6 separate regions of the Mus musculus genome follow, and regions 1, 3, 4, 5 and 6 are each linked to region 2. The links are chromatin loops, found by intact Hi-C in ENCODE. Cell type or tissue: heart. All regions are shown on one strand.

Region 1 (5,000 bases), 340 kb before region 2:
TCATCTCTCTCTTCCTCCTGCCTTCCTACTTGCTTCAGGCTTATACTAAAGTTACCTCAAAATATGAGGAGAAAAAAGCAAGCGGGCCTTCTTTCCTACCTGATGAGGCCATAGTGGGAATCTATCATCTGTGAAGAATCCAGTGTCCCAAGATGTGTGTAAGGACTTGGGAACACACTCCTGGTGTCTCAGGCTTAATTGTGGGGTATATTTTAATTTAGTGCTTTTATTTCTTGTATACTGGACCTGTTTTTAAAACTAACACTTTAATTCACAGAATAAATAAATCTCTTGGCATACAATTGGCTTACCTCTCATGCCTGCCTCAATTTTATCTTATATAAAAATCTATAGACTACAGTTAAATAAATAAAAATCTCCGCATCTGAATTAGAGCTGATATGTCAGAAGTGTCTTCTAATCGCTTACAGTTTAGTCCCAGAATTCCAGCAGTATATAAACCTCCCTGGGTAGCTCCTACTTTGGCTGGATTGTGAGCTCCTAAGACGGTGCTGCCCTCAAGTGGTCACACGTAAGAGCAACTCACAGTTTGTTTGGATGCAAACTGGGTTTCCAATTTGTTAGGTCCTAAACCAGAGAACTCTATTGTGCCAAGTCAAGGCACTTTACTTACACCAGGACCAAGAAGCTCTGAACACGGCTCCAAGAAGTATAGGGGCAAAATGGCCGACAGCAATGACAGCAGCTGGTTTTGCAGTTTGGAGCAATCCCTCCTGTTATGTGACTGCAAGGTCTAGGACGTGGGATATAACTGGCTTGACTTCATTATGCCATTAAGGAATCCTCAGGGGACCTCACAAGAATTCATGACATGGTGCTCTGTAATTATGAACTCAGAGAACACAATAAATTCTCCCAAGTGGTCACAACTCTTGGAAGCTCCGGCCAGGAATCCACATGGTTGCTCTCGGAGGAGGGTCACCAGGGACTTGCCCTCTGATGAAGCTCTGTGGGACTTCTTGTAACTGGCCTCAGTCAAGGACTTCTGATGCCTGTAATCAGCTTCCTCTCGGGTTTCCTCTTTCTCCTTGTTGAGAAAGGAGGCCATGCAATTAGTGGAAGAGCAGGCGAAGGCGTCTGCTGAGCTCTTCTCTTCACAGAAGTTAAGACAGGGCATCGGAATAGCCCGGCAGCCCGTCGTGGCACAGAGGGCCCAGATGAAAAGGAATACAATTTATTCTCATGTTCAAGTAAGTATTGAGGACTGTGAGGCTATTGGTCACTAGTAAATGTATCACAGACCCTGGTCAGAAGCAGTCAAGCTTTTGGGCTCCTGACTGTTCTGTAGGGGAACACTCTGGGAGCTTCTTTTCCTGTATTGGGGTATAGCTCAGTGGCAGAGCATTTATGTCACATATACAAGGCCTCGAGTCTGATCCTTAGCATCACAGGAACACAATGCTGGCACGAAATTTCAAGGTCACCGTGAAGGAGACGTGGTTTACTCCCAATGTTTCTATGCACTGAAAAGCACGCACTAGGTAACTGGTAAGAAGAAGAAAGCCATCAACAATCCTGGAGCAAGATGCATTTCAAGCGAAGCCTTTGCTAGATGGATGTGTGCAAACTACACGTGAACTGCTCCGAAGGCTATTAATATTTACTATCATTATTAAACAAAAACGCCTAGGGCAGTGGTGGTTCTAAACCTCTTGGGTCACATATCAGATATTTACACTTCCCATCTCTCTCTCTCTCTCTCTCTCTCTCTCTCTCTCTCTCTCTCTCTCACACACACACACACACACACACACACACACACATACTGATCTAACTTCTAAAGAAGCAGGTAAGGTAATTTTTTTCATGTAAGGTAATTTTTGTTGACATTTCAACCTTTTTTCAGGTTTTAAAAATGGATGGCTTTTTTTCCAAGTCCTTATAATCAGCTTTTAAGTCAGGAGCCATGCTAGCATACCAATGACCTTGTAGAAAGAACACCCATCACTTAAACTCTCAGATTGCAGAAAATCTAAATCCACAAGTCCATTGTGCTTATTTATCTTAAGATCCTGGATACTTTACTGTGGGGATTCCTCACACCGGACAGAATAATCTTTGTGATACTCTATTAATACCAGTAATATCCATAAATAGGCGGCTCTCCCTAGTTTGTGCTGTCTCAGCTTTTAAAATGCAGTGTTCCCTTCTGGCCACCAGGAGGCAGTACAAGCACTGTTAATTGACAATGTTAGGCGTTCATTATAACCTGGAAAGAAATTTCTTTTCTTACAAACTGTTTTCTATTTTAAAATCAACACTATACATGTAAAAGATCAGAAACACGCCTCCTTTTTAGTCTCAAATGTATTGGGGGAGCCTTACAGAGTTTTCAAAGTACAGTGAATTATCTATGTAGCATGTTAAGAGACGTGTAGATATAGTTCAATGTAATATGTAATAATAAAAAATACTTAAGAGAAAAATGCTGCACTGGGAACTTGGTCTAAAATGTTCCTAATCTACCAGGAACACATGTTACATTTAGTTAGTAAAGATTTTAAGAGTTTCGGGAGGCTATCTTAGGCCAACAAGTCTATGCCCACCCTACTCCCCCTTTAACTGACCTGGATAGGTCACTGGGATCAGGAACCTGCAGAGGCCAAGATATCTTTAAACACTGACAGCCTCACTCTTCTTGTCCTACAGAGACTTAGGTATGTGTATATGTATATGTGTACTTTGCCATAACATAATTCAAATTGCTAGCGGTTTGATTCATAAATCTAATGTTTTGTCACAGTTGAATGGTTGAGGAATTCTTCCCTCTCCTGGAAGATCCAGGAGTGATCAGAATTGTCTGACCTTGCCTGGCCTTGCCTCTGCGAAAGTTCATATCCCACTTAGAAAGGGGAGGTCTGCAAGTATGCTGTAGCGGTTGCGCATGCGCATAGCTGTCCCTCGATGTGCCTGTAGCGATCAGAGGACAGCTTTCAGGAGTTGGTTTTCTTCTCCCACCTTTACGTGGACTACAGAGCTTGAACTCCGGTTGCAATCCTTGCACTAAATGACTGCACCATTTTGCTAGCTTACATTTCAAAATTAAAACAAAACAAAACAAAAAAACCCTATTCATATCAGGTCAGTATAAGCCAGGTACTTCAAAAGTGCGACCCCAAGACCCAAGTGTGGTAGTATGTGTCTATAATCCCAGCACTTGGGCGCCTGAGGAGGGAGGATCAGAGTTTGATGCCAGCCTGGGCACCACGATGTGTTCGATGCCAGCATGAATTCATAGTAAGACCTTGTCTCAAAAAGCAAACCAAAGAAGAACATTAACACCACCGAAACAAAACACCACCACAAGGGTGGGTCTGTCATCCCATTTTCTCTTCCACTCTGTCCCCCAAAGTAGGTAGGGGACCCTGCTCCCCATGAGGCTTGCAAACCCTCACAAAGTTAGCTCCCTTCTTTCCTAGAATACCCCAGGAAGGGATTTTACTAAAAAGGACTGAAAATACACTCAGACCTTTGCAAAGCCTGGCGAATGCACCCCTCCCTTTCCCCACTGAGTTAGAGGTGTTGATATAACCCTGTATACTGCAAACCCTGTCAGGAGCTTCTGGTTTGACAGTGACCTCTGGGAGAAAAGGAGACTGGGAGATCGGCAATGCCAGAGCCCTTGCCTCTGGACTGGCTCATCTGTCTGGCCCCCAGCAGGTCTGATCAGCATTAGCAACTTCAAGGGCTTCCTGACAATCTCCTGACCCCAGGAGCAAATTCTTTCTTCTTTAAAGAACACACATTAGGCCCCCAATGGGACCTCTTGGCTTCATTTTCTGTAGCTGGCCTGCTTTGTTCTAGCTTCTTTTAGCCAGGCTGAAACCCCAGAGAGATTTTTTTCCTCCAAGCCCAGACTGAAATCTCAGAGAATTCCTCCAAGTCCAAACAAGGGAATGCTCAAAGATCCAAAGCCAACACCGGGAACATGGTGCTATCTTATTTACAAGTTAATTCATTGACTGTTACCTTTTTCCCACTAGAAGGGGAGGGATATCGGTTTGCCACTTATCTTTTTCATACAATGCATTTCCACTTTCTAAGATGCTACGGGTACACAGACACACTGAGGGTTTAAGTTGACTGTAGTTTTTAGCATTGCAGTTTAAGGGTTGTTTAAATTCAAAGGGGGTAACAGCTGTACAGGCTCTGCTATTATAAACTTTAAATAAAATGCTACATGTTTTATGATGCCTTAAGGACATGGTTAATAGCTGAGGAAATTATCCAGAGAAGTGCCAGAGCCATGAGGGAAAACATAGACCCTCCCTGGACAGCTGAGATCAGATGGTATTTTATAGCCCTTTTCCTCAGAAGTCAACGGTGCTCTACAAATAGCCTCAGATGGTCTGGTCGGCCAGAGAAGCCACCAAACCTCAACCCAAGGGCTTGTGAGGGAATCCGAACAAGGACTGGGTCCTGAGCATAAGGTATTGAGTGGGACGTGTAAAGCCAGCATGGTCAGACTCCAGGCCCTCACACAGTGAAGGGGAGGCACTGGTCTGGAAAAGCCTGGCTCAGGGACTGCAGACTCAGTCAGCTGCAAGGGTTTAGGGAAGCGCAGTGAACATCATTCCTCAGGGCTGTCCTTCCCAGAGCACAGGGCAAACAGCAGAGATCAATACAGAGGACAGGAGGAATGAATTAGCCAGCCACATCAGCTGGGATATCAGAGGGCTCTACAGTGAAGCTGGACCACCTACATTGTTGTTTTCTGAAATGAAATATCAATATTTCACAATATCCACTTGTGATGTGAGTGTATTAAGTCACCAGGTTAAGCTCTGCAAACCACTCAATGCTAAGTGAGGATGCGTGATTACTATGCCGCAGTAACTGGCTAAGAAGGGGCCAGATGCTCCTCTTTTAAAGACCAATTCCTTAAATACTACCATTCTCTCTGTAAATAACTCCGAGCTTTGTATGAAAGGACCTACTCTGCCACTGGCTTCAAGAATGCCAAGAACCGCATCGATCTA
Region 2 (5,000 bases):
GGATGTTTTGGGAACAGTGGGACTTTCATGTTTATTATGGAAAAAAATGAATAAGGGAGGTTTTAAAAAGTTAATCATTTATTTACTTTACATGTGGATGGCAGCTTCCCCTCCCTCTTCTCCTCCCAGTCGTTCCTCCCACCTTCTCTTCACTCCATCTACCCTTCCTCCTCTTCTCAGAAAAGGGGAGGAAGGGTTTTTAACATTAAAATAAATTAACATTAAAAATTGCTCCCCAGAAGTTGGATGCCAGCACGAGATATGTGGATGGTTGATAAAAGGCAGGGTTAGCGTTTGGCAGGCAAAAAAGACTGTTTTGAACGACAGCGATTGTGTGCGTGGTGCATGCATGCCTGGAATATCAGCTCTGTGTAGGTGGAGGCAGAAGTGCTGGTGCAAGTCTGAGCCTACACACACTGAACTGCCTACAGAATGAGAGCCTGTCTTAAAATAACAGTACAAAATAAAATAAAACTCGGATCAACTCTGAAAGGTGTTGAAGATGTTCTGAGATCACCTAAGACTTTATTCTTTATGTAAAAATAAGATCACATCCATTCCATCAGTATGCAAACTTGCTTTCATCTTTAGTACGTGGCAAATGTATATTCCCACCAAAGAATTAGTACAAATTTAAACCAACTTAAAACTACCACAAAATGCTTGATTTTATATTATTGCATACCTGGGGGCATGTACAGCCCGGTTCTTGCTGTAAGTGGAGGTCAGGGCCAGTGGCCAAACAGCTGTAACCTTCTGCGGAAGAGGTAACCAGGTAGAGGTTGGCTAGTGTATTCTGGGTCCAGAAGTCTCACTTGGGGACCTAGGCCACCTTAGAAATATTTGTTAATTGCACAAGGCAATTAAATAGTAAACTAAATAATGTTTAAGACCGATAAAGAATGCAAAAAAAAAGGTGAATTATAATAGATTAGGCATGCTAAGACTAGGTGGTTGCAATATAAACATGAGGGGGGCTTCACGGAGGTGACATCTAAGTAAAGAACATATGGTGAGCATATGCTGACATAGCTTGCTTGCATTTGACTCTCAGTGGGTAATAATTGATGCTTCTTTCTAGGGATAAGATGGGCTGCACTAGCTCAGGGACAGAGGAGGGTTAGCCATGTTTATGACTCCATGCAGCAAAATGAACACGGCAAATCAGAACAGTGGTGGCGTGCTATACCGTGTTCCTGTTTGGTAAGCATTGCCATGCTGACGCTTTGTCGGTAATTTCCACTCACTCTCCACATTTACTGCCTCAGAAAATAGTTATCTAGACATATAGTGAAATCAGAAGACGTGCGAACAATGGGCTTCCAGGAGGGGACAGTGAGCTTGAAGGAAGAGAAATGGTAAGATGGCTAAGTTTGCTAAAGGACAGGATTTGAAACAAGATTGACTTGTTATAGTTTAACATTCCTAGCTGTTGATCATTGATTTTTCAATACCTGAAAAAAAAGCCTCACATTTGGCTCTCTCCCTTCAGGTACGGAAACAACTCGAGGAGCTATGCAGTTCGAGTTGGGGATTATCATACTCTGGTACCAGAGGAGTTTGAACAAGAAATAGGGGTTCAACAGATTGTGATTCACAGGAACTACAGGCCAGACAGAAGCGACTATGACATTGCCCTGGTTAGATTGCAAGGACCAGGGGAGCAATGTGCCAGACTAAGCACCCACGTTTTGCCAGCCTGTTTACCTCTATGGAGAGAGAGGCCACAGAAAACAGCCTCCAACTGTCACATAACAGGATGGGGAGACACAGGTAATTATAAAAACAAAGAAACAATCGAAGAAAACTTGACAGCATTTGGTCTGTTCATGTTAGGATGTGCAATGGTATGACCTTAGATCAGTGGTTCTCCATTGGTGGGTCACCTAAGACCATTGGGAAACACAGTTATAACAGTAGCAAAATTCGTTATGAGGTAACAATAAAAATAATTTTATGGTTGGGGGTCACCACCATGGGAGGAACTGTATTAAAGGATCGCAACATTAGGATTGAGAATCACGGCCTTAGGTGGGCTTAAGCTTAGATGCTTGAAGTCTGCCAAGTGTGAAATGTATACACACAGCCTACCTAGATTCACACCCTGGACTGTTGGTTTCCTACACTGTTGGTTCTAATTCCAAATTTTAGCACTAGCTGATGGAATTCAATTGCTAGGTGTACACTTATGTTTTTCCACAAATGACCTGACTAGATAAATGACACGTCATGTTTGTATGTGAAACTGTACGCAGTTTAATTCTGAAACATCCAATACTAGAGCCTTCTGCTACACAGCTAGCACCATAGCTACTTCTAAGTTAACAGCCATTTTGAAATGCCTTTGAAGGCATTATAAGACTACTAAACTGCTAAATGTGATCATTAGCTGAAATCCCATTGACTAACGCCAGCCTTCTTTTGGTCTGAGCAGGTCGTGCCTACTCAAGAACTCTACAACAAGCTGCTGTGCCTCTGTTACCCAAGAGGTTTTGTAAAGAGAGGTACAAGGGACTATTTACTGGGAGAATGCTCTGTGCTGGGAACCTCCAAGAAGACAACCGTGTGGACAGCTGCCAGGGAGACAGTGGAGGACCACTCATGTGTGAAAAGCCTGATGAGTCCTGGGTTGTGTATGGGGTGACTTCCTGGGGGTATGGATGTGGAGTCAAAGACACTCCTGGAGTTTATACCAGAGTCCCCGCCTTTGTACCTTGGATAAAAAGTGTCACCAGTCTGTAACTTATGGAAAGCTCAAGAAAATAGTAAAACAGTAACCATTCAGTCTTCATACTTGGCACCATGCCAGAAATGACAAGCCTGCGATTCCTTTGAATTTGAGAGAACCCAGTAGTTCAGGGGTACAGGTCTTATCCTTGCCTATTACAATTTTTATGTAAGGTGAAATTCTAGCAAATCTTAGTTTTAATTTTTAAATCTACAAAATTTGGGCTAGGAACCTTGATTAGGTGCCCACATTTAACCTTTTTGATCTTACCTACACTAAGACCAGCACATCATTTTCTTAAGTTCAAATCTTCACTATCAAAATCATTTCTCTAGAACAGTAGGCAGATGTCAAACTTGAATTCTGCCTTTTGAACCATGAAAAAGTACGCCATCTACTGGTACCTTCAAGTAAGTTCAGATCTCCTGAGACTAACCTGACAAATGTTTTAAAGAGGCTCTCCTTATGTACCAGAAAGCCTAACACATGAAATGGCAAGCAGTTAAGAGGCCATACAAATTACTGACCACTTGTGGAACCATGACCTTACAGCAGCCCTTTTTAAATAGGAATGAAGGCCCAGAGACATCTGGTGGGAATTTGGATCCCAATAATCTCTGTGCAGAGGAATCACCCCCTGGTTCCTAAGCTTCCCTAAATAAGGCCTATCATACTCTTGAGTGTGAGTCTCAGTACCTCAAATCCCAGACACAAAAGCCTCTAAGGTCACAAGTATCCCCTCAGCACCTGTCACAACACACCCCCTAGCTGGTGTTACATACTTGGCTTCTGGAGATTTGAAGTTGAATGGCACACACTAGAAGGCTTGGAGAGCAGCAAGCAAAAGATACTTTTCATTAAGGGCAACCGTCTGTGGCTTATTAATCACTCATGTTCCAAGCCAACATTTATCTTGCACCTTTGTAACAATCAAACCTATCTTCTTTGGAAGCCTAGTTAACCCAGTTATTTCCTGCGCAAATGTCTCCTGTATCGTTAACTCTTAATTCACACAACCTCCAGAAACAGGACACAGTCTTATTACACACCAAACATCTTTTATTTAATATAAAATATTCAATTTTCAAAAATTAAAAGCGAAGATTCCCTGTAAGTTGACCAGAGACGATCTCAACCACTACAGTACCTGCAAGAAAAAAAAAAAGGCCCATTACAGAATATCCGTGACTATACTACGGGCTGTTTACTTATGTTAATGTCAGCACAAGAGCAAACTTCACCCTAACAGTAAAGGCCCACTCACTACCCAGAACCGCGAAAACACCACAAAAATGAATCTTACCTTAACACTTCCTCCACTGTTCAACAGCAACGGGTCCCGGCGTTTCCTAGAAATATTTCAATACTAGTTTAGAAAACTGAAGTCCATTTTTCTAGCGTCGTGTAGACTCTTACAATCTTAGAATGTCACTTGCTCAAGTCAGAATCTGGTACCAATGAAATGGTGACAGCTTTGCCAATAACAAGAACATGCTCTTCCATGGCTAGGAAGGGAGACTGCCACAGGCGGCAGGTCCCAAAGATACATGGAGTTTCACAGCCCAAAAATCTAGTGTAACCCCAGAGGTGTCACTCACCATCCGACCCAGCGGTGGCGAACTTGCGTCACGCCGCCCAACACCGTATCGGCTTTACATGGTGGTCGTCGCGCTAACCTTCACGGCGCTCTTGCAGAGTTGATGGCTTTCGGCCAGCACCATAGCCACCTTGTGTCTCCCGCATCTCGGCCACTCACAAATAAGGCCCAAGATATCATCCCCACCATACAACTACATACTCGTAGGCGGATCGCAGCCAAAGAGACTTCTGAACGGTGCGCGCACGCTTTTATAGCCCGGGTGACGCTCTCCCAAGAGCCTGCGCGCGAGGGGCGGGGCTTTCCCGCCCATTCCGAGCTCTCCCGCGCCTCGTCACTTTGATTGGTGTACAGGCGGCCCGGATTCGATGCGTGCGTCACAGGAATGGGCGGGCTGTGGAGGTGGGCGGGGAAAAGCCGAGCTGAAACCACAGTTCTCGCGGTGTCAGAAGTCTCGTGGCTGAAGCTCTGGCGGTGCGCGCGTTTTCTCTTCTTGGCTGCGTTCTTCTCTGGGACCCAAAGTCTAAGGTCCCTTCGTTGCCGCCTCCCCCGGCATCACTTCCTATGGCGCCGGCCCTTTGTCCCCGAGAGCTGTTGGCGGCTCCTCTGCCCCCATCGGGGTTGATGGTTCCGCTTGCGCCCTTCCGCTTGCCCTTTTGATCTGATCTCACTTTT
Region 3 (5,000 bases), 120 kb before region 2:
AGAGTCAGAGGCAATAATCTGTAGCTTTATTTATAAGCAAGCAGACAAGTGAGGAAATAAGCAAGTATGAAGACTGTATTATGAAAGAAACTCTGAAACTATGTATCATTTATACTAGTTTACATATATTTTATACTAGCTAAACTGATACAACTGGTAATCTAGAAAATTAAAATTATGAAATGTTTTTTGAATTATCAGATAAATACTACTTTTGAAGTATATTTTCTTAAAATTATGATTCGACATTATTTATGATATGTAAGCTAATTCTTAGTGTAACACTTCACTTCCACCCACTTTATAAATAGGAGCCCAGTGTTTTCAGAAAATATTTCATAATTTCAACCTGACATTAAAACTGTTTCCGAAATTTCCATTTTCAGTTTTCTTAAGAACACACTCAATCTACAATTGCTTATTAAAAATCAACCCTTTATGGGAGATTTCAGTTCTCAAGAGGTTCAGGCAGAGGTGCTCCAAGTTTGAGGCCAACATGGGCTACATAGCATGACTGTCTCATTCCCCCGAAGCTCCCCCATAAGTCACAACAGAAACTGAAACAAATGATCCTTTCCCACCATGAACACACACTAGCAAGGTTACTCCGCATACCTGCAGGTTTCTCTGGTTTCAGCAATCTCCCTCTGTTCATCTTTGCTATTTAACACAGCACCAATGCTATCCGCACTCTCAGCTCCCAACTAGGAAGCAAGAACCCAAAGTTAGGTCACAACGCATTGTTCACACGCCCAAAATGTGTTGCTAATTTCAACAAATCAAGTATTTTATAAAAGCAACACCACCCTTAGCACACTATCAATAGGCTTGCAAGATCAACTCTAAGTGAATGGTAAGAAAATCATTTTAATTAAGAATGACTTTGTCAGACGGAAAGTATTTTACGCATTTGGTTAAATTTGAAATTAGGATGATTCCCTGTCGCCAATGGTGAATGAAATACAAGTTGGCATCAGAAGCAGTAACACAGAAAGCAAAGCCCTTCATGTGAACCACTTTATGTACTACATGTATCTCCTGCTCTCACAGAGATGCACTCAGCTTCATTAAAGCTAAGCTTTTAATAAAATCTACTAACAGCTTAAACCCAGTAATGTCAACTGTAAGTGGCCGCTGGAGGAATTCTGTCGAATGCAATAAATGTAGACAAAGGCTGAGCTGAATAGAGCCGATTCACAGAAAACCTTCCAAGTCAGACTGAGGACACAGGAGGAACGCTGCAGTATTAGGTACAAACACGGCATAAGAAAATCTGCAGTTAGTGGTCGCTTTAGCCCCAGAGCAAGCAGGTATTCAAAATATCAGTGCTGCCAGTTAGCGGCATAAACAACAAAATACTCTGCACCACTTCACATGGCCGCCCTCATTTCTTCAGTGAAAACTCTCTTCCAATAATGAAATGCTCATCAGGTTCACCTCCTCCAGAAAAATCTTCTCGACTTCTTGGTCAGAGGACAGAACACTCACTTCCGATAGTTAGAGCATTGTCTGATTCTCTATTTGTAATTCTCATCTCAGAATACGAGTCATTCCTTCAGAAAGTTCTTTGAGGAACCCAAGATTTAGCAATGAGAAATGACAGCGCTCTACCTTAACCACTGAGCCACCTCTCTCTCTAGCCCACCTTCACATTCTCGAGACTGGTGTCGAAGGAAGTTTGTATTATTTTCTTGAGATCCTGGCGAGAAAGACTCATTGGAAATCTAAAATTTACTCACTCAAGCTTTGAGCATTTCCCTCCATTACTTATATTGATTTGTATGGTGTAATGAAAACAGCCTGAGATTTTTAAGTAAAACAACTTGTAGTATGTATTCCCTGCATGAATGGTCTACTAAACGGCAAGCACTCACATCTTCATTCACTAGCTTCAATGAAAGCGAAAGGTTTGAAAAGTAATCTCTAGAGAGAGGAATCTTAGAGAATTCTCTGGTGAGGGCTGGCTAGGGAAAAACGTTAAAATTTGGAAACCTAGTCCTAATGTACTAGTGAACGTAACACCTCCTGTCTCTAATAAATTACCAAGTAAGGATTCAAACGTTTGGTTGAAGGTAGACTGTGTTCTAAGTGCAGAATCTAAAATTTGCTCTAACTTAGGTGGCTTCCAATGAGTCTTTCGACAGGATCTCAAGAAAATAATCAAACTTCCTTCAAAACCAATATCAAGAAAAGATTAAGAACATGCACTGCTCTTCCAAAGGACCTGAGTTCAAGTCCCAAGCACCCACACCAGGAGGCTCACAACTACCTGTAGTTCCAGCTCCAGAAAGATCCAACACCTCTGGCGCTGTGCTCACGTGCACATATATATATACACACAGAGAGACAAACCCCACATAATTTAAAATAAAAACTAATCTTAAAAAAAATAAAGAATCTGAAGCTGACGCGGGAGAAAGGCAAGACATGAAACACTGCTTCAACAGTGACGGTGAAATGTAAGGGCTAAAACTGCCACTTGCTCTTGTAGCAACTACTAGCACTGCACTCATCGACAATTCCCAAGTCTACCCCCACCACTCAAGTCCGTGCCCGCCACGGTGGGGACAGAAAGCCCAAGCCTGGCAGCGGTTGGTTTTCTACGTAATGACTCTGACAGGCACTCGAGTAGACTAGGGAATAAAAGTCCCGGGACAAAGACCTTGACAGATGCTGATGTGAGAGTTCACCAAAAAAAAAAAAAAAAAAAAAAAAAAAAAATTTTTTTTAAAAGAGGCGGCCGCGCACGCGCACTAATGCTCCCTCCCACCCGCCGCACACCTGCTGAGCTAGGAGCTGCCGCCGTAACTTCTGCCGCTCCCGGATCTCCTGCAGGCGGCTATCCATGCCCCAGCTTCGGCTGCTCACCACCCCGACAGACTCCGCGCCCGCCAAAATGCAAATCCACCTGCCAAACCAGGAAACACCGGGTCCCGCCCCGCAGAGATTCTGACCCGGAGACTTTCACGTCCCTCAGGAGGAAGTTTCCGGCGCGCCTGAAACAGGCTATGCCTGAACAGGAAGTCCCGCCTCCAGGACGCCGAAGATATGATGTCACACGACGAGACCCAATGGGGATGTAGTGGTGGTTGAGGGCGAGGAGCCGCTTTTGGCTATCTTCTTAGTGCTTAAAGTCTTTCCTGAAGGGTTAGGCTCGGTTTTTTTGTTTTTTGTTTTTCCTGCTCATAAAAGAAGTTTTTCTTTTTCCCGTTAACCAATTGTCCGCCTGCCAGTCCTGGCTTTTTAATATTTGAGGGATGCTTGTGGGTTTCTTTCACTGCAATACTGACCGGCTTGTGAAGGACTGGATCGCCGCTCAGTAACCTTGGCAAGTTAGCGAGCTTTTGTAAAAGAACAGAGAAAGAGGGTCTTGGGGGGCTGAGGCAGGAGGACCCAGGAGTTTGGAGCCTAGGCTATGTAATGAAACCCTGTCATTCACTCATTTATTTATATAAATAAATAAATAAATAAATAAGAACAGAGAAAGAGGGTCTTGGGGGGCTGAGGCAGGAGGACCCAGGAGTTTGGAGCCTAGGCTATGTAATGAAACCCTGTCATTCACTCATTTATATAAATAAATAAACAAACAAATAAATAAATAAATGCAAGCAAACATAGCGGTAGTTACGTAGTGAAACCCTGTCATTCATAAACACACAAACAGAGCGGGCAGCGCTGAAACCCTGTCATTCATTCATTTATATAAATAAATAAATAAATAAATAAATAAATAAATAAATAAATGCAAGCAAACATAGCGGTAGTTACGTAGTAAATAAATAAATAAATAAATAAATGCAAGCAAACATAGCGGTAGTTACGTAGTAAATAAATAAATAAATAAATAAATAAATAAATAAATAAATGCAAGCAAACATAGCGGTAGTTACGTAGTGAAACCCTGTCATTCATAAACACACAAACAGAGCGGGCAGCGCTAGGCTATGTAATGAAACCCTGTCATTCATTCATTCATTCATATAAATAAATAAATAAATAAATAAATAAATAAATAAATGCAAGCAAACAGCGGTAGTTACGTAGTGAAACCCTGTCATTCATAACAACACACAAACAGAGCGGGCAGCGGTAGCGAATGCCTTTAATTCCAGCACCCGAGAGACAGAGGCCGGCAGTTCTCTGAGTTCGAGGCCAGCCTGGTCTACAGAGCAAATTTCAGGGCAGCCAGACCTACACAGAGAAACCCCATCTCAAAAACAACAATCAAGCAAAAATTCCTTGCATAATAGTAGAATTATATGACAAAAACGTTAATTTTCAAAAAGTCTTCTGTAAATTATTTTGACTATATAGTGTTAAGGTATATCTCTTTCAGACTTAGCTATATTATTTGATAATTATGACTGCCGGGACTAGATGTTTATTCACTGAGCATTTCTTATAGCAAGTACTGTGCTGAGCTCTGGAGTCTATGAAGGCTCAAAGATCAAAAAATATATGAACATGCCGGCTCCTTCCTTCTGTCCCATCAGCTCTAGGCTGTTATTCCAATACATGTTCTCCATTTAAAATAACTATGTGAACTGGGATCTCCTGCATGAAGTGGGGCTGAAAACCAGTGGATCCACACTATCTCACAGTATTTATGAAGTCAATGAGATCCATCAGAGAATTGTTGGATTTTTTACAAAGGGATATGACTTTTAAAATCTCCCCACCACTGAAGTTTTAAAAAATTAGACTGCATCAGTACACCTGTAGATTCTGACATGCCTGTTTGTACATCCGTTCATCTCAGGGTAAGGATCACAAGTGTGTGCGAGTGGGATAAGAGGGAGATGAAAACAAAGCCCATATGTAACTCAGACTCTTTAGGGAAGCAATTCCATTTGTAGGCAGTTTGTTTAAAAGACTGATGATTCACACAATTTGCACTGTTGCCTCCAAGCCCCTGAGGAATGGTATCTCCAAACCTGTATATCCAGCTGCCTATTGCATACCTTAGATATTGTATACCTTAGATATTGTATACTTAGAAC
Region 4 (5,000 bases), 580 kb before region 2:
TGAAACAATCCAACACACAGAAATGGAGAGGTCCTAAGGTCTGAGGGGGCTGGGGAAATGCAAAAGTCATACGCGACAATATACCTTGATTTCAGAACAGGACTATTCTTGAGTTATTATTAATTATTATTGTGTGTGTACACACACATGCAGGCATGCACACATGCCCATGCATGCTCGTGCAAGGGAGGACATGTGGGAATCAGTTCTCTCCTTCCACCTTGGGAGTCATGGGGGTTGAATGCAGGGCCTCAAACTTGGCAGCAAATGTCTTTACCAGCTAAGCCAGTCCTCGTCTTACTAAGCTTTTAACCAAGTGGCACAGCATTCCTTTAGCAACACACTCTACATTCATTGCTATTATGAGGAGTACTCAAGAAGCAGGCCAGTTAAGTCTGAAGTGCAGGATCCGTCAACTGAATTCAACATAAATGCCCCTGTCTATCTGCAGTAATTACTATCCCCACAGAAACAATGCTTCCACACGGGTACCACTCACTTAGCGCCCAGGCATGCCCTATCCTCCCTGGATAGATCAAGGAAACCAACACCTCCACAGGCAGGAAACGCAACTCAGGACCAGGGGTACTTGGAAACATTTCAGAGTCTTTTTTTTCCCCTGATGTCAGGCTACTTCCATTTTAATAAATTCAAGTTTTCTCAGTCCTATTTCAATAATTAGAAAGTGGTCTTACCTTGCCAGTGGACATATGATCTACCTCTGAAAGAATCAACAGTTCCATTTATTTTTCTTAAGTATTGTAAACACTCAATGTTAATTCGATGCAGGGAACTTCTAACCCACAAAGGGAGAGAAATCTGTCTACAGCAAGCTGCTGAAGCCTGCTCCCCCAGCATAGCCCTAGCCTTTTTGTCCCATGCCTGCCAGTTATTGATGCAGAAAAATAGCATAGCTCAGAGCAGGGTCATGCTGCCCACATACCATGCAACGTTCTGTATTTTCTTAAGATTTTTTTTTGAAATCTTAAGAAATTCTACAATCATAAGCTCCAATCAGAACAAAGCTTAGGACGAACCAGAACAAAGGTCAGTCAGAACGGTTCTGTCTAGACAGCCAAAAGAGCCCGAGTCAGAGCCAACCTCCCTGCCATGCTGTGTATGTGTTTACTGTTTTTCTTTTTCCATTATAAGCTGGCCCTTGTATGTTCAAGGTCCAGTCTTAGCTCCCGAGCGGAGGCTTCAACCCTGATCAATCAGTCTTCGGGGTGTGTGTTCAATAAACTATTCTTGCTTAACTGAGACTGGAGTCTAAGTGGTTTGTGTGGAGAGCTTTGAACCTTAACACACAATCTGATTAATCCCCAGGAAATGGCTCTCATTCTTGCAACCTGCAAGGCAAAGGATACAGTGTTCTTCTTTACAGCTGCATGCTATCTTTGTCTGTATGACCTACTAGTGAACTGAAGCCCAGTTAGCTAGCTGACACAACAATAGCATTAAGATATTGAAATTAAAGTTCACTTTTTGGTTATTTTAGTAACCTTAGATAATTTGTTATTTTTGTTCCCTAATTTTCTAAATCCATAACCAACTTTCGTATTGTCCATGCAAAAACTACAGCTCTCATCTTAAAAGAAAGAGACAGTTTATTCAGGAGCCACCCTGAATGGCCATGGGGACACAGATCTATATCTGTTACCCAATTCCATATTCCCACATGGAAACAGTTTCGTGAAGTTTTTAAAATTGCTTCACAGAACCAAGAAAGTAATAAAACAAGGCAAGCCCAAAATACACTGGTGGGTACTTTAGAAAGGCTGATTTAGGAAAGGAGAAAGCTCTTCTGTAAGCCCACGATGCTATCAGGGCTACTTGGTTGGTATAAGTTAGTGGGCTGCTAAGTTAGTAGACTCCAACAGGTTTTTATCTAATGGTTACAGGATATTCTGACATAGAGTTGAGTGGCTTATTAAAATACTCCCATGAAATACCTATGTAAATTCCACGCTTTACCTTATCTGAGCCTTCTGAAAATTCGTGACTGTAATTGAGACAGGCTAATTCCATGACAGACTTCTAATTGGCAGTTCCTGGGATTAGGCCTAAAATCCTAGGCTTCAGGCAGCTAGTCAGAAAGTGCCCTACCATCAGAAACGACCCCCCCCCCCCCAAAAAAAAAAAACCCAACCTGGCCTGAAGCAAGGACAATGGGTTTTCAGCCCTCACACCCAGGCAATAGTTTCAGAATGTCCTTAAGAGAGAGTAGATAAGGCCACCTACCCCAGGATTCCTCAGGCAAGTTTCTAGCCACCACACCAAGGTTATGCTTCTGGAATGCCCGAGATAAGAGTAAGACAAAGCCCATCTATCCGAGAATTCCCCCAATGTGCAGCGAGCATACTTGGTAATGGGAGACTCCAGCATGCTGGACTTCGACAAAATAAAACACTCTGTGTGTTTACAAACTACTTGAGTCTGGAGTATCATTCTTCAGCGAATCATGGACCCTTACAACGTCCACCTCATCAAAACTGTTTCAAAAATTATGAGCAAATCGCTCAAGTCTGTACAAAATCATCCAAAGTTCTCAAACTGTACACACTTCCCAAACATGTAAGAAACCAAAAAGTTTACGTGTATTGGAGAGATGATTCTACGGGGTCTGCCAACCTTTTTACATTGTCACACAATGTTGTCGTCTCCAAAGTTATTATCAGAGAATCTCACGATCTAGTTTTTTAAAAGGAAGGAAGAAAGAAAGAAAGAGAGAGAGGGAGGGAGGGAGGGAGGGAGGGAGGGAGGAAGGAAGGAAGGAAGGGAAGGAAGGAAGGAAGGAAGGAAGGAAGGAAAGGAAGGAAGGAAGGAAGGAAGGAAGGAAGGAAGGAAGAAGGGAGGAAGAAAGAAAAACATCCCCCCACACGCTCATGTTTATAAAAAGACTACTTTTGTGGGTGGGCAAGGCTGGAATCCTTTGAGGCGGTTCCTGAAGTTCTGGCATCATCTCAGAGAAAAGGAGTTGAGACAGTTTTCATCCCAGAAACCGGGAGAACCAGTAATGCACCCTGCAAGGCAGCGTTTGAGCTACGTGAGAGAGCTCACCTGCACCTTAGAAACCACCTCTGAACACCGCAAGGGGACACCCCACCAGGAAGCAACGGGGCGGGGCACAGAGCGCATGCGTGCGGTCGGGGAGGCGGGGCAGACACCTTCGCCAAGTTCGGGGGGCGAGGAGGGGTGGTGGAACAGAGCGCCTGCGCCAAGAGCAGCCGGCCCAGCGGAGTCTGCGCGTTCCCGGGAATGCCGAAGAAGGCGAATTCCTAGAAAGGGAGGACGCCTGCGCAGTCCGGAAGGCGGGGACGCGGGGGCGGGGCGGGGCGCGGCGGCGGGGGCGGGGCGCCTAGTCGATTGGCGGGGTTACCCGGAATTGGTTGCTAGACTGGGCGCGAAGCGGTCTTCAGGTTTGGTCTCAGTTGCGCGGAAGTGAAACGACGCGGAGATGGAGGTGAGCCAGGCGGCGTCTGGTACCGACGGTGTCCGGGAACGGAGGGGCTCGTTCGAAGCTGGAAGGAGGAACCAAGATGAGGCACCTCAGTCCGGGATGAACGGGCTTCCGAAACACTCCTACTGGCTGGATCTCTGGCTCTTCATCCTTTTCGACCTGGCCTTGTTCGTCTTCGTGTACCTCTTGCCCTGGTGAGTATCCTGAGTTGCAGAGTTGAAGAGCTTAGGAAGCTGGCGGCTGCTTCAGTCTTCTCGGAGAGGGAGGGAGGGACGGCAGCTAGAGATGGCGGAGTTGGAAGAGCGAAAATGGATTTCCTTGACACCCCAGTGGCAAGAGGAGTGTGGAGAAAACTTGACTTCCCATATTTGTCTGTTTCATCACCACAAACGAACTGTTAAGTGTTAGAAACCTATACCCATAATTAGATCTATCGTAAATAATAAAAAATAATTACTAAAAACTAATAAAAATAAAAGTAAATAAATATCGTAAGTAATAAAAAATAGAGCATGACAGGTTAAATGTGATTATATCTAAAGTGATTTGAGTGTTGTGCGCCTGCTTAAAATGCTTAGCCCAAAGCAAGCCTTGTAAACTTAACTTGTCCATAACTTATGCAGATAAACGCGTATTATCTTCCAGAGTATCCCCAGTCCTACATCTGTCAAAGAATGGAGTATCTTGGGTTTCTTTGGCTCTCATTTTTTCGGTTTTGTGGCAAATTAGAAGGCAGAGAATGGGGGGGGGGTTTGAAAAGATAAACAGTTTTTTGATAAAAACTCGTTAAGTCATTTTGGTATAGACATTTCAAGAACAGTGATTTATTATTTAGTTATTTTTAATGATCTCATTTTCACCTCTGGGTAGAAAATTCATGACTTAATAATGTAGGCCTTTAGTTTTCCTTATCAATAGTGTAAATTATGTAGGGATAGGCTAGCAGTATCTATGTTCAGCGTCCCACTAAATGTCAAAATAAGCAGATGAAGGAAACAAGTATTTGGTTTTTACAGACCGGTTTGCTGAGTCAAGAATGGGGCTTCTGGAGTGAATCTTGAAAACGACTATAGACTCTTGAATGAAGAGGACTCCAGCAGCTGACTTCGGCACCTCTATCTAACCTTTTCTTCAGCCCTTGACCTCACTAAAGTACTATCATATGTTTAAAACCTGTTTTTCATGGTTGAAGTAATGATTGTAGCTAAATGATAGATAATATATATTTTTAATAATGTCTGTAACTTAAGTACTTATGGGAAATAAATGTATGTAAAAAAAAAAAGTTATCTTTGTGAAGCTTACTTTCTCAAATATTGTTTTAAAACTATGCTATTATAAAATAATTATCTAGAGTTGAATAGGTAGCACTTACTCAGAAAGGCCACAGTCCCAAAGCAGCTACTAGAAACATTTTGGAAGCTGTTCCTTGTCATCTTAAGACCTGGGTGATTAGAAATTCTTTACTGTTGGTTTTAGTGCTATTCAGTATATGAGAACTGTCTAAAATACTCAGAGGGGGTGTTCTTCTCCCTTATAA
Region 5 (5,000 bases), 270 kb before region 2:
CCTCCAATAAGGCCACGCCCCCCTAATCCTTCTAATCCTTCTCAACAGTCCTGTTCCCTGGTGAATAGGTACTTAAACACATGAGCCGATGGGAGCCATTCTCATTCTATCACACCAACTGACAAAATCAAATGGGAACAAATGTGCACTGTCCCATCTTTCAGGGAGTCCCAGCATTTAGCTTGGTCACTGTGGGGCTTCTTGTTCCAGTGGATCACTTATCTTGACATTGGAAGGAGAAATCCTCTATTTGTAATCATGACCTGCTCACAAGGCCAGGGACTCAAACACAGCTCTTAGCCTTTCCCTGGTCCTCCCCTTATTACTCTGAGACAGGATGAATGTGGAAGAGCTCACAGGACACACCAGGCTCTCGTCAGGTCTTAGCGGGCATGGGTGATCTCAGCTCTCTTCAGCAGGGTTTGTGTTTCACTTACATATCAAAATTCCCCTTGGAATGTTAAGCAATCTGGATGCCAGGGTCAACCTCAAAGTCACTAACTCAGGACAAGAAACAGGCCATAAGATTATTATTTTTTTTTTAAAGATTTATTTATTGTTATATGTAGGTACACTGTAGCTGTCTTCAGACACACCAGAAGAGGGCATCGGAGCATCGGATATCATTGCAGATGGTTGTGAGCCACCATGTGGTTGCTGGGATTTGAACTCAGGGCCTTTGGAAGAGCAGTCAGTGCTCTTACCCGCTGAGCCATCTCACCAGCCCAAGATTATTTTTTTTAAAACAAACTTCTGTGGTGGATCACCTTAATTTATATTTAGTCTGACCCATCTATTTGCTCATTACCTTTAAAATGTAAGTCAGTTTTTAATTGTAAGGTTAGCTTGTAAAAGAAAACTTTCTCCAAGTCTTTATAGAGAGATTTCTCCAAGGGGTTTGCCAAGAGACTGCCAGGGACCTGGCCATGTAAGCACATGTCCCCAAAGAGAGTTTGATAATGTGAAGACACCGACATCGTTTTTCATGAGGAAATTTGCAAACACACATACAACGGGGTCTTCTGTCTAGATAAACGTGCTCCAGGGATGAGTTAAGAATCTGCTTTCCTGAAGAGTATCCTTTGAGTGTGTGTTACAAAGGCTTGCTTTGCATTACAGATGTAGAGAAAAATACCAGTTACTTGGACTTTAAGTTTTTCAGTTTAAATGTCAATGAAAACGTTCACTAAAATTCTTCTCTTTTTTAGGGTTCGTATACTGTTCAGTATACCAGGCAAATGTTAAAAAATACTTGTGCATCTCTCATAAGTAACTAATTTTTTTACTAGAAAGATATTTCCTGGGAATTAAAAAGTAATTAAATTCCTAATCTTAATGATGCTGAATTTTATACTACTATTTCAGCCAGTTAGGATTTCTACATAGGATTATAAAATAACCTAGATGTTTAAATATTTTATTACAAGCTAAAGGGCATGATACAAGTACTCGCTGTAATTAAATTTTCCATCTTATACAAACGCTCCTACTTTTTAACTCTAAAATTAATTACTTGTATGGATTTTGTTCAGAGAGGATGTCATGTAGCCTAAGCTGGCCTAGAACTCACTATGCAGATGTGGATGACTGCCTTGATACCCCTGCCTCTTCTTCCCATGGGTTTTGTGTGCATATTCTTTATTTAGCTTGCGAGCTATCTTCTTCCACTTAGCTTTCAGCTCCTTTACTTACTCTCTCCTACTTGGAGGTCACTCAGCCATCATGAGAAAGACAGGCTACAGGCAACGGACATTCACTTCACCTTGTGAAGAGCCTTTCCTGAAGGTTTGCCCACTGAGTTGAGTTAGTGACTTAAGCTTTCTAGCTTTCTAAAACAAGTATGATAAATATAAAAAAAATCAAATATAATAAGTTTGAACCAATGATGAACACGGTCTGGGGAAAGACACAGTCATGGTTATCTGAGGTTTATACCTCATTTAACTCATTTTACAACCCATTAACATACGAGGAAAAAGCAGATGGTAGGGTGTGGAGTACCCACAAAACCACAAATTAAGCAAACATTCAAAGGTTTCACGATAGCATTTTAAAATTGACCCTAAATAAACTAGGAAATTATACAATGTGGTGTGGAGGAGTGTTGGGGAATGAACTCAGAACCTCCTACAGGTTCTGCCATTGACCTACATCCCCAGCCTCTGACAAATTAGATCATTAGAGTGAAGACCTAGTTGCTTTCGTAACAATCCTCTAAAGCCATCAACATACTGCCTGGATATTTTAGGAAAGATGATTTCTGAGGAATGTCCGCTCAGTGTTCTTTCTTGACCCTCACACAGCCTGGTGATTGAGAGATTGATGGAAGATGGCCCACAGGACCCTTCCCTCAGCAACTGGCTTCACAGAGTTAAACTAGCCAGTGCATCAGAGAACTCAGAAGAAACCCACCATCCACTGTGCCTTCCCGGCTTGGCCATGGCAAATCCTGTGCAGAACCACAGCTCTCAGCCACCCCTGTCCCCACACTGCAGTCAGCGGGCGGGGGACCCTGAAGCACATGCTGTTAGGACTAGTGAGTGAGTGAGCAACGGTTTCTTCCTGGAGTTTCTCTTTCCCTATCCCAGGCAACATCTCCTCTTCCATGGCAACTGAGTCAGGGCTGGTGATTGACGAGCCTCAGGCCGAACTGCAAGTAGAACCCAAATCTCGGCTGACAGGGAGCCAACCAACCAGCTACGACTGAGCAAATCTGCCTTCGTCTCCTAGGCCGTGCAATGTGCTGAATCTGGCATTCACGTTTTATCTGCTGTTGGTTCCTGGCTCCTAAAGGATTCCAGCAGAGCTCCCTTCCAATCCTTTCATCTCTCTGCCCTCCCAAACAGGAGCTCGAGGTGAGGACACCATGTCCCAAAAGAACTAAAAGACCTGGGACGTCTGAGGAACTTTCTAGATCTAAGTGGCTTTCATCTTCCAGTTCTGTGCTCACAACTTCCATTTCTGCACCTCTCACTAGGTGGCAGGATTCAACTACCAAAGAAAGAATGTTCCAATAGATGCTCGAGAGCAGAAATTTTCAAAGAAACGTCGGTCTTCACAGGGAACATTTATGAAAGGGAAAAAAGAATATAGCTACAAAGGCGGTGACCCATGGGCTTCATAGAGGCCTAGATTCATTTTAGCTATAGCTATGCAACAAGAAAGTAACCTTTGATGCCTTCCAATACTGGCACAGAATTCTACAGTTCCATGTTAACATTTGATGAAAAGTTTTTTACTTTCTTGCTTTCTAACTTCATTTTAGCTGAATGCCAGTTCGAATCTAAATGAGATTATGGGTATTATGCTAAACTGAAAATCAATCTAATGTGACAAAGATAAACAACGTATTAAATAGCTATTAGGTGCACCAGAAAGCTGTAATTAATGCATTGTAAAGAATCTGTGAATACACTGACGAGACTCAGCAGGCTGTACTTATATAGTTTATGCATATATATATACATATATATGTACCCATACATACATACATAAATACATACTTACATATTTAAACATTAAAGAAGAATCCAGAAATTGGGGAAGGAGGGTACATAGGCAGAGTTGGAGGAAGGAAAAAGAGTGGAGGGAAATAATGTAATTATATTTTAATAAAATAAATTTTTTAAAAAATAATAAAGTATCTATGACTATCTTGAGCTCTTAGCCACATGAGTATAGTCAATGGAATATACAGTTCTTTAAATCCTTAAAAGGCTAGTCTCTTAAACAGATCTCATGACAGTTCTTTATACCTTAAAGATTATTGCCCCAAACTGGTCCTTTTACGCCTGTTGCACAATAAATGTCACTACCAATTATTTGTTAGAGCCCACCAAATGTCCATGCCCAGTGGTTACGGGGAGCTGAGGCCTGTCTCCTCTGTGGAGAGTCCAGCAACACATGAAGGAGAGAATGCTATGGAAGCAGCTTAAGGTTGCTGGCTGTCAGATGATAATTAACCAGCCTGTATTTCACATGATAGGATTAGCATTCCCTCCGTTGATTGATAGCTAATTATATGACATATGGTATACATTTTCCCACAAAAATTTTTTTTTAAAGCCACATTCTCGATAAGTTTACCAACAGCGCAGAAGACAAGCAAATGACCTGAAAGACCATCAACAGGTTGTTTTCATCCCCCTCCCCACCTTCCCCGCATCCAACAGCCTCTCTCGGTCCTCCTACCTTTGCAACTTGCAAAGGCTGCTGCTCCTCCTTGCCTCCTTGCAGTCTGAACCCCCAGGGCGCCCCTCCAGTCATGGAAATGCAGATGAAATCTCCGGTGCCCATCTTCTCCTTTCAGTTGGGCAGCATCAAGAGCTTGAGAAAGCCAGGGGAAGCCGCGGTGCAGGAGAGGACGCGTCTTAAGCTGGGCTGGTGGTGCAGAGGGTGCAGGACGCAAGGCTGCCCCGCTGCCGGCTGCGGGGAAAGTGCGCGGAGGCCGAGCCTCCCCACCGCCCTCCCAGCACCTGTACCGCCCTCTCTTGCGTCACGCTCTTTGCTCGGCCCACTTTTCAGCTAAAAGGACAGAGCCTCGCACTAAAAGAAAAATCCCTGTTTGGGACAGAATGGGGCCAATGGAGAGCGGGGAGGACAACATTGCTCTTGCTTTAGCAGATTCCGTGCCAGCACCTGAATAGAACCGAGATTTAATTATTCTATAAATAGTAGCCGGGCTGTGGGAGTTTTAACCTCCACAAGTAAGCAGCTAAAACGTAAGCTCTCTCATTACTAGAGAGTTAGACTTTCTCAAAGAAACACTTCTATGTTTGCCACATTGATGAATGAGAAAGAAAAGATAAAACAAGTTTCGTTGCTGTTCTACCTGCTGCCCGAAGAAAGCAACCCTTTAAGGGGTGGGGGGAATAAAACAAGAGCATTTTTGAAAATGTTTTCTGAAATTGTGCTTTTCTGAACTAACATATGTTTAGAGGAGGAGAAGGAGGGCCTTCCACAGTAAACTATCTCCTAATAACTTTCTATCGCAAGGTTTA
Region 6 (5,000 bases), 520 kb before region 2:
TCACCTTTGCCAGCTAACTTCAACGACCACTGTACGGAGAGAAGACGAGTTTTCAGAAAGTTGTAGAGTCAAGCAAAGTCCTTGATTCATTCCTTCTACAACTACAGACTTCCAACATAATGGAGCTGGTGTCTAATGAAGTTAGCATCTAAAAGTGCACATCACCCCTTAAAATAGATCAGATTTCTTGTCATTTTTAAACTTTATTCTGTTAAAACAAACTTCTAAGCCACTGTACACCAAAACTGCATTTTTCGACACTACATAGTGAAAATAAACTTCTGAAATTAAACAATATAAGAAATATTTTGAATCAGAGCACATAGTGAAACTGTAAGGGCATTGTGTGTGTGTGTGGGGGGGGGTGCTTTCTTACTAAAGGGCAAGAATAAGTAGAAAATGTGTCCTACCACTAAAATGGCACTTTTATTTAAAAAAAAAAAGTGACGCCTTTAAAGTAATAAACTGTTAGTGCCACGTATCATGAGTTCGATAGACAACTTTATAAATAAAAAAAAAAATCCTAAGGAAAAGGCTTGTTTGGAGGGTCTCTTGTTTTTTATCCTTTGGGAAAAATACTTAATACATTGATTCGATTTACAAACTAAACAAATCACTTCTGTAAGTTTATAGCAAGTTGTCCAAAGGAGCTCACTTTAAAAGTCTCTAAAAGATAAGTCAAAAACCTTATTTTCCATACAACTCTTGCCCGCAGAAAATCTATTAGGAATTCTTCTGACAATAGCAGATAAATCACACATTACTTTTGAAGACCCTTTCTTCACTATTTTTTTTTTCCTTTTTTCTTTAACAGAATAGGATGAGGGATCTCTGCCTCGACCATCATCGACACAGAATTGAAAACAACAGAAAATAAAACTGACAAGTTATCAATGTCACCAATCCATTCTATCATAACTTCGTGTCAGCACTGGCTCCACCTTTTAAAGGTGAAAATCAGCGTGCCTGGTCTTAAACAAGCTCCAGGGCTCACCACAGAGAACTTAGGTTTACTGCCCATGTACCTCAAAAGTAGCCTTGAAAATATATTTGGAGGAAAGAATATGTTTCCAGCTATGGAAGACCGCAAGCAGATAAGGACGTGCAGTACGTTTTTGCAAGCATTTATCGGGATCTGCACGGAGAAAACAAACCCCAGGAGAATAACAAAACCTCAAAACAGGCTCAGATTGCAGGGCTTCACATCCTCCCGGTTACACCTGCGCAGGCACTTCCTGTTCCCCCGCGCCGCCGGCGAGTAGTTTGGTAATTGTACCGTAAACCGCCGTTTAGAAGCTAAACATTAACTCCGTCCGTCTGTCCAGCTACTGAGAAACCAACCAAGCCAAGATTCTATCACATCCAATCCAGTCTGCTCCGCCAAGGAGGAACGCCAATCACGCTGGAGCCCTGGTGAAGGCTCAGTGCTCCGGCAGCTGTGGGGCTGCACCGGGAACCGCAGGAGCCTGGCCAGCGCATCCCGACCCGGCCCAATCCCGCCCTCAGCCTGCGGCCACCCGGGTTAGCGCGCCCGAGCGGGGCCAGGCCGTGGGGACCGAGAGTCCTCCGCCCTCTGCCCAGCGGGGGCTCCCGCGACTCACCCCAAGCTCTACCTCCCGGCGCCGTAGCCCTTCCAGTCCCACTGGCCCGGCTCCGCCTCGCGCCGACACCCACAACGTCGTGACAGGCAAAGCGACACGCACAGGGACAGACGGCCACACCGCCGCTTTCAGCCGCCAGACCCGCGCAGAGCATGCGCGCACGCCCAAGACCCAGGGGCCGGTCTGGGCAGTGACACCTGCGATCAACAGGTCTCTGGACCCCGCCTTCCCCCGCGTCAGGACGCCCCGCCCCCTTGCGCCGGGCCCGCCTCCTCGTCTCGCCCCGCCCCGCCCCGCCCCCGCACGTGAGTTCCCGGCTTTCCCGCGGGTGATGCTCCCTTTCCGAGGGCTTGTGTGAGGCGCGAGATCCCGCGAGAGCAGGGCTCGGGCTTCTGCCCCGACGCGGGGGTGGCGCGCGGGGCGGGCTGTGAGACGGGACGTGGCGGATCGGCGAGCGGCTGCGTGGTGGGCTGGGGACTGCGGCGGATTTCCACGGCAGACGCGGGCGTCCCGCCGTCGTCCGCCTTGGTTGGCGGCTTTGCAGCCTGAGTGCGGATGCGCGGGGATCTGAGCCGGGGTTCTGTGGGTTTCAGCCATTGCTGGGTCGGCACCCCGGCGGTCCCCTTAGGGAGTCGGTACGGTCTGTTTGCAGTTGAATGGTGTCCTTTGGCGCGAATGTATTTTCCCTAAGTGGGGCTTTCGTGACCACTAATAAAACGAACGTCTTCATAACCGCGCTGACCCAGTTAGTATTTGTCAGAAATTTTGGCAGCATCCTCTCCGCGATGTGGAGCAGGTTTTGAGTTGCAAGCTGCTGCTGCTGCGAACCAGACTAGCCTTTGTCTGGGAAACTTTTATTTGGGATGATAATTAAAAGGAAAAACAAAACAAAGGGGGGAAAAAAAAACCTGGCTGATGATTAAGATGACTCAAAAAGGTAGATGTAGGTTTGGAAGACATTTCCAAAGCTGGCGTGAGTCATAAAAGTTGACTTAGATAAACTCAAAGGGGACTCCAGTTTACCTGAAGAAATCGCATGAGGGAGACCCTGCAGGTTGGTGGGTGACATGCAGTGAGGTTATTGTGTTTGACCCGGGATCAGTGAGAATTTATTATGTACCACATAAAAGAAGTAACATGAAGCCATAGACGCCGTCCTCAACATTAACATTAAAACCTCGACGGGAAGGAGCCGGAGAAACCAGCTCTTAGAAATGTAAAGAATTGGCACCATACTGTTTCCTCTCGGGTGCACTCTGTTTTGAGGTGTTGTTTAATATATCTTCTGTCACCTCTTTCCCCTTCAGCTATATTGTGTATTCTCGGATGTATTTTACATGAGTGCCTTAAATATGTCTTAAAAATAGACCAAGGAACAAGCAGTCCAGGTTTAGTTATGTTAATGTCCTACTCTTGACGTAACAAGATCTGAACGCCTTGTTCCCCCAGGAAAAAAAAAAAATGGTAGTTAGGAAGGTCACAGTGTGGTTGTATTAACTCAGAATTACTGTTCCTCGATGTGAGGTGAATGTTGGGGGTTAGATTCAAACAGTCCCTGGGTGAGCAGACCTAAATTATGAAGGAACCATCTTCACCACATTGGTTAAGGGTTCCTACAAGGGAGTAGCTTTGGTGTGTCAGAGAATACACTAGATCATCTAGGTGAAGCCCAGCACTTCCTAGTACCAGCATACCTCTTTCTGATAACTCAGACTGAGGAATGTACTACCCTGTGGCTAAATTCCTGCCTCTGAGGACTGGTAGGAGTAGCAACTTTCTGTCCAGAGGAGCGGGGATCCAGTAGTTCCTGGAAGTCATTATAGCTAGGTGTGGTAAGTCATGGCTGATGGGGTGGGGTACTGTGAAATGCAACAAGGAGAAAAAGCAGCTAAGAGATTGAGGCAAAATTAGATGTTAGGCGAAGTCTTTTACCTATAAAAACATTCATGAGGAGGTCTGACAAGCAATTGCATATTAACTAAGCCCTAGAGAGCAAGAACTATCTTTTTTTTTTTCACTGAAGTTCTAGGGCATAGTTGAGTCTGGCTGCTATGAAATCAAAACAGTCCTTTGGGGAGTGAGGCGGATTATAGGAAAGATCGGGAAAAGATGCAAGAGACAGATATGGGAGGGCTGCTGGTTATTATCACACCAGCAGGGAGTGTATGTCTCATAGCCTTTTTATACCAGTACCTTGGGAAGCAAAGCCACAAGCTAACAAACAATTTGCTGTTCCCATCCAAAACCCTCCCTATTCCTCCCACCTAGGTCAATAGAATCTTCAGCCTCTCGCCTTGAACTTCAAGTGTATCTCCTCTTATCTTTCCATGCCTCAGCAGGCCAGGAAATCTGCCAACAGACCTGACCTGCCTTGACCCTGCCTAAAAGGCAGATTTTTCTCTGCTTCAGAGAAGCAGCAAAAGGCTCCCAACCATTAAGTATCTGGCACCAGTGTTTAACAAATACATGTTTAGTGAATGGGATGAAAAGTTGTAGTTGATTTTGTTTGTTAGAATTGATAAAACTGTTTAGGCAAAAATTAGAGCTACTGGGGATGTGTGAAGGAAGACATGTGCCTGTTCAAAGTAAAATAAGGCTAGCGTGGGCTTGGTGTAATGGGGGCCCTTGTAGGTTCTTGAATGGCATGATTAGTTTGGAGTGTGACCAAGAGTTAGAGAGGAAACTAAAGCTAAGTAAGAAGAGATTTTTCAGACCATGACTCAGGGATGAGCCTTAGAACACTCTAGTCAAAACCAGTTCCTCCATGTATATCTCGGTTTCTGTGACATAATCCTTTCCATGACGTTCCTCCTAGTTCGTCAGTGTTTCCTCTCACTTTACAGGGATTTAAACGATTACTTCCATTTGTTTATCTGTGTAGTGTGCACACGTGCTGTATACCACGCGCGTGGAGGTGAGAGGGGAACTTGTAGAAGTCTAGAAGTCGGTTTTCTCCTTCCATGTGTGTCCCAGGGATGGAACTTGGGCCGTCGGGCTTGGCAGCAAGTGCCTTTACCTATGGAACTCTCTTGCTGCCCTTCCTCAACCAAGTTTAAACGATAATATGCCTTACTGTAAATTATAAGGTCTCATTTATTCTCAGGATATTAAATCCTTCAGAGTATATTCATGTTAGTTCCCAACTTAAAATTGTTCAATGGTTTATCATTTATATGAACTAAAATCCAAAATTCTTGCCAATGCCTACAAACAAAAAATGATCTACAAGTAAAGAATGATCTCTTTACTTATCTAACAATATCTTGGTATCTCCTACCAGCCTGGATTTTACATTCTTTATTCCTGTGTACATCTCAACTAGGACATTTGACTTTATTTTCTGTATATTTCTCTCCTGTGGGACACGTGGCAGTGGTTAATTGAAAATTTTGGTTGTGA

Evidence for each region. Peaks named below come from ENCODE experiments on the same cell type or tissue, not always from the same donor. Only the 100,000 strongest peaks of a DNase experiment are listed, where the experiment ranks them.
Region 1: it touches region 2 in a loop (5-fold over the local background); 9 of 42 quality-filtered maps call a loop at or near these places.
Region 3: a loop joins it to region 2, with 6 times the contacts of the local background. A loop is called at or near these places in 23 of 42 quality-filtered maps.
Region 4: it touches region 2 in a loop (5-fold over the local background); 3 of 42 quality-filtered maps call a loop at or near these places.
Region 5: a loop joins it to region 2, with 3 times the contacts of the local background. A loop is called at or near these places in 2 of 42 quality-filtered maps.
Region 6: it touches region 2 in a loop (4-fold over the local background); 7 of 42 quality-filtered maps call a loop at or near these places.

Annotation. Positions count from the first base shown.
Region 1 is chr3:123,158,821-123,163,820 of GRCm38, forward strand. The region is part of intron 1 of Synpo2 (synaptopodin 2); the gene reads right to left. Among named protein-coding and RNA genes, the nearest start is that of Synpo2, 75 kb to the right of the region's middle. In heart, CTCF peaks have their summits at 541 (motif pointing left) and 2,180 (motif pointing right); DNase peaks (open chromatin) are centred at 571 and 761; H3K27ac peaks cover 3,936 bases.
Region 2 is chr3:123,503,786-123,508,785 of GRCm38, forward strand. Prss12 (protease, serine 12 neurotrypsin (motopsin)) reads left to right here. Exons shown (of 11, transcript NM_008939.2): 10 at 1,493-1,773; 11 at 2,435-2,817. The coding sequence ends at 2,742. Snhg8 (small nucleolar RNA host gene 8) reads right to left here and starts at 4,551. Exons shown (of 1, transcript NR_028574.1): 1 at 3,767-4,551. It overlaps Snora24 (small nucleolar RNA, H/ACA box 24), which reads right to left and starts at 4,281; the gene lies at 4,152-4,281. In heart, CTCF peaks have their summits at 3,126 (motif pointing left) and 4,336; a DNase peak (open chromatin) is centred at 4,726; H3K4me3 peaks cover 2,268 bases; H3K27ac peaks cover 1,863 bases.
Region 3 is chr3:123,382,981-123,387,980 of GRCm38, forward strand. Mettl14 (methyltransferase like 14) reads right to left here and starts at 3,010. Exons shown (of 11, transcript NM_201638.2): 1 at 2,782-3,010; 2 at 616-704. The coding sequence starts at 2,847. In heart, no CTCF peak of the experiment used is centred here; a DNase peak (open chromatin) is centred at 3,011; H3K4me3 peaks cover 1,956 bases; H3K27ac peaks cover 1,303 bases.
Region 4 is chr3:122,921,003-122,926,002 of GRCm38, forward strand. It overlaps 1810037I17Rik (RIKEN cDNA 1810037I17 gene), which reads left to right and starts at 3,395. Exons shown (of 2, transcript NM_024461.2): 1 at 3,395-3,654; 2 at 4,477-5,000. The coding sequence starts at 3,458. The coding sequence ends at 4,477. 4933405D12Rik (RIKEN cDNA 4933405D12 gene) reads right to left here and starts at 3,114. Exons shown (of 6, transcript NR_046036.1): 1 at 3,061-3,114. In heart, CTCF peaks have their summits at 3,066 and 3,809; a DNase peak (open chromatin) is centred at 3,219; H3K4me3 peaks cover 2,679 bases; H3K27ac peaks cover 2,449 bases.
Region 5 is chr3:123,231,712-123,236,711 of GRCm38, forward strand. Synpo2 (synaptopodin 2) reads right to left here and starts at 4,438. Exons shown (of 5, transcript NM_080451.2): 1 at 4,192-4,438. The coding sequence starts at 4,296. In heart, a CTCF peak has its summit at 2,976; DNase peaks (open chromatin) are centred at 2,610 and 4,480; H3K4me3 peaks cover 2,673 bases; H3K27ac peaks cover 2,120 bases.
Region 6 is chr3:122,982,681-122,987,680 of GRCm38, forward strand. Usp53 (ubiquitin specific peptidase 53) reads right to left here and starts at 1,767. Exons shown (of 16, transcript NM_133857.3): 1 at 1,602-1,767. In heart, no CTCF peak of the experiment used is centred here; DNase peaks (open chromatin) are centred at 1,721 and 1,991; H3K4me3 peaks cover 2,879 bases; H3K27ac peaks cover 3,472 bases.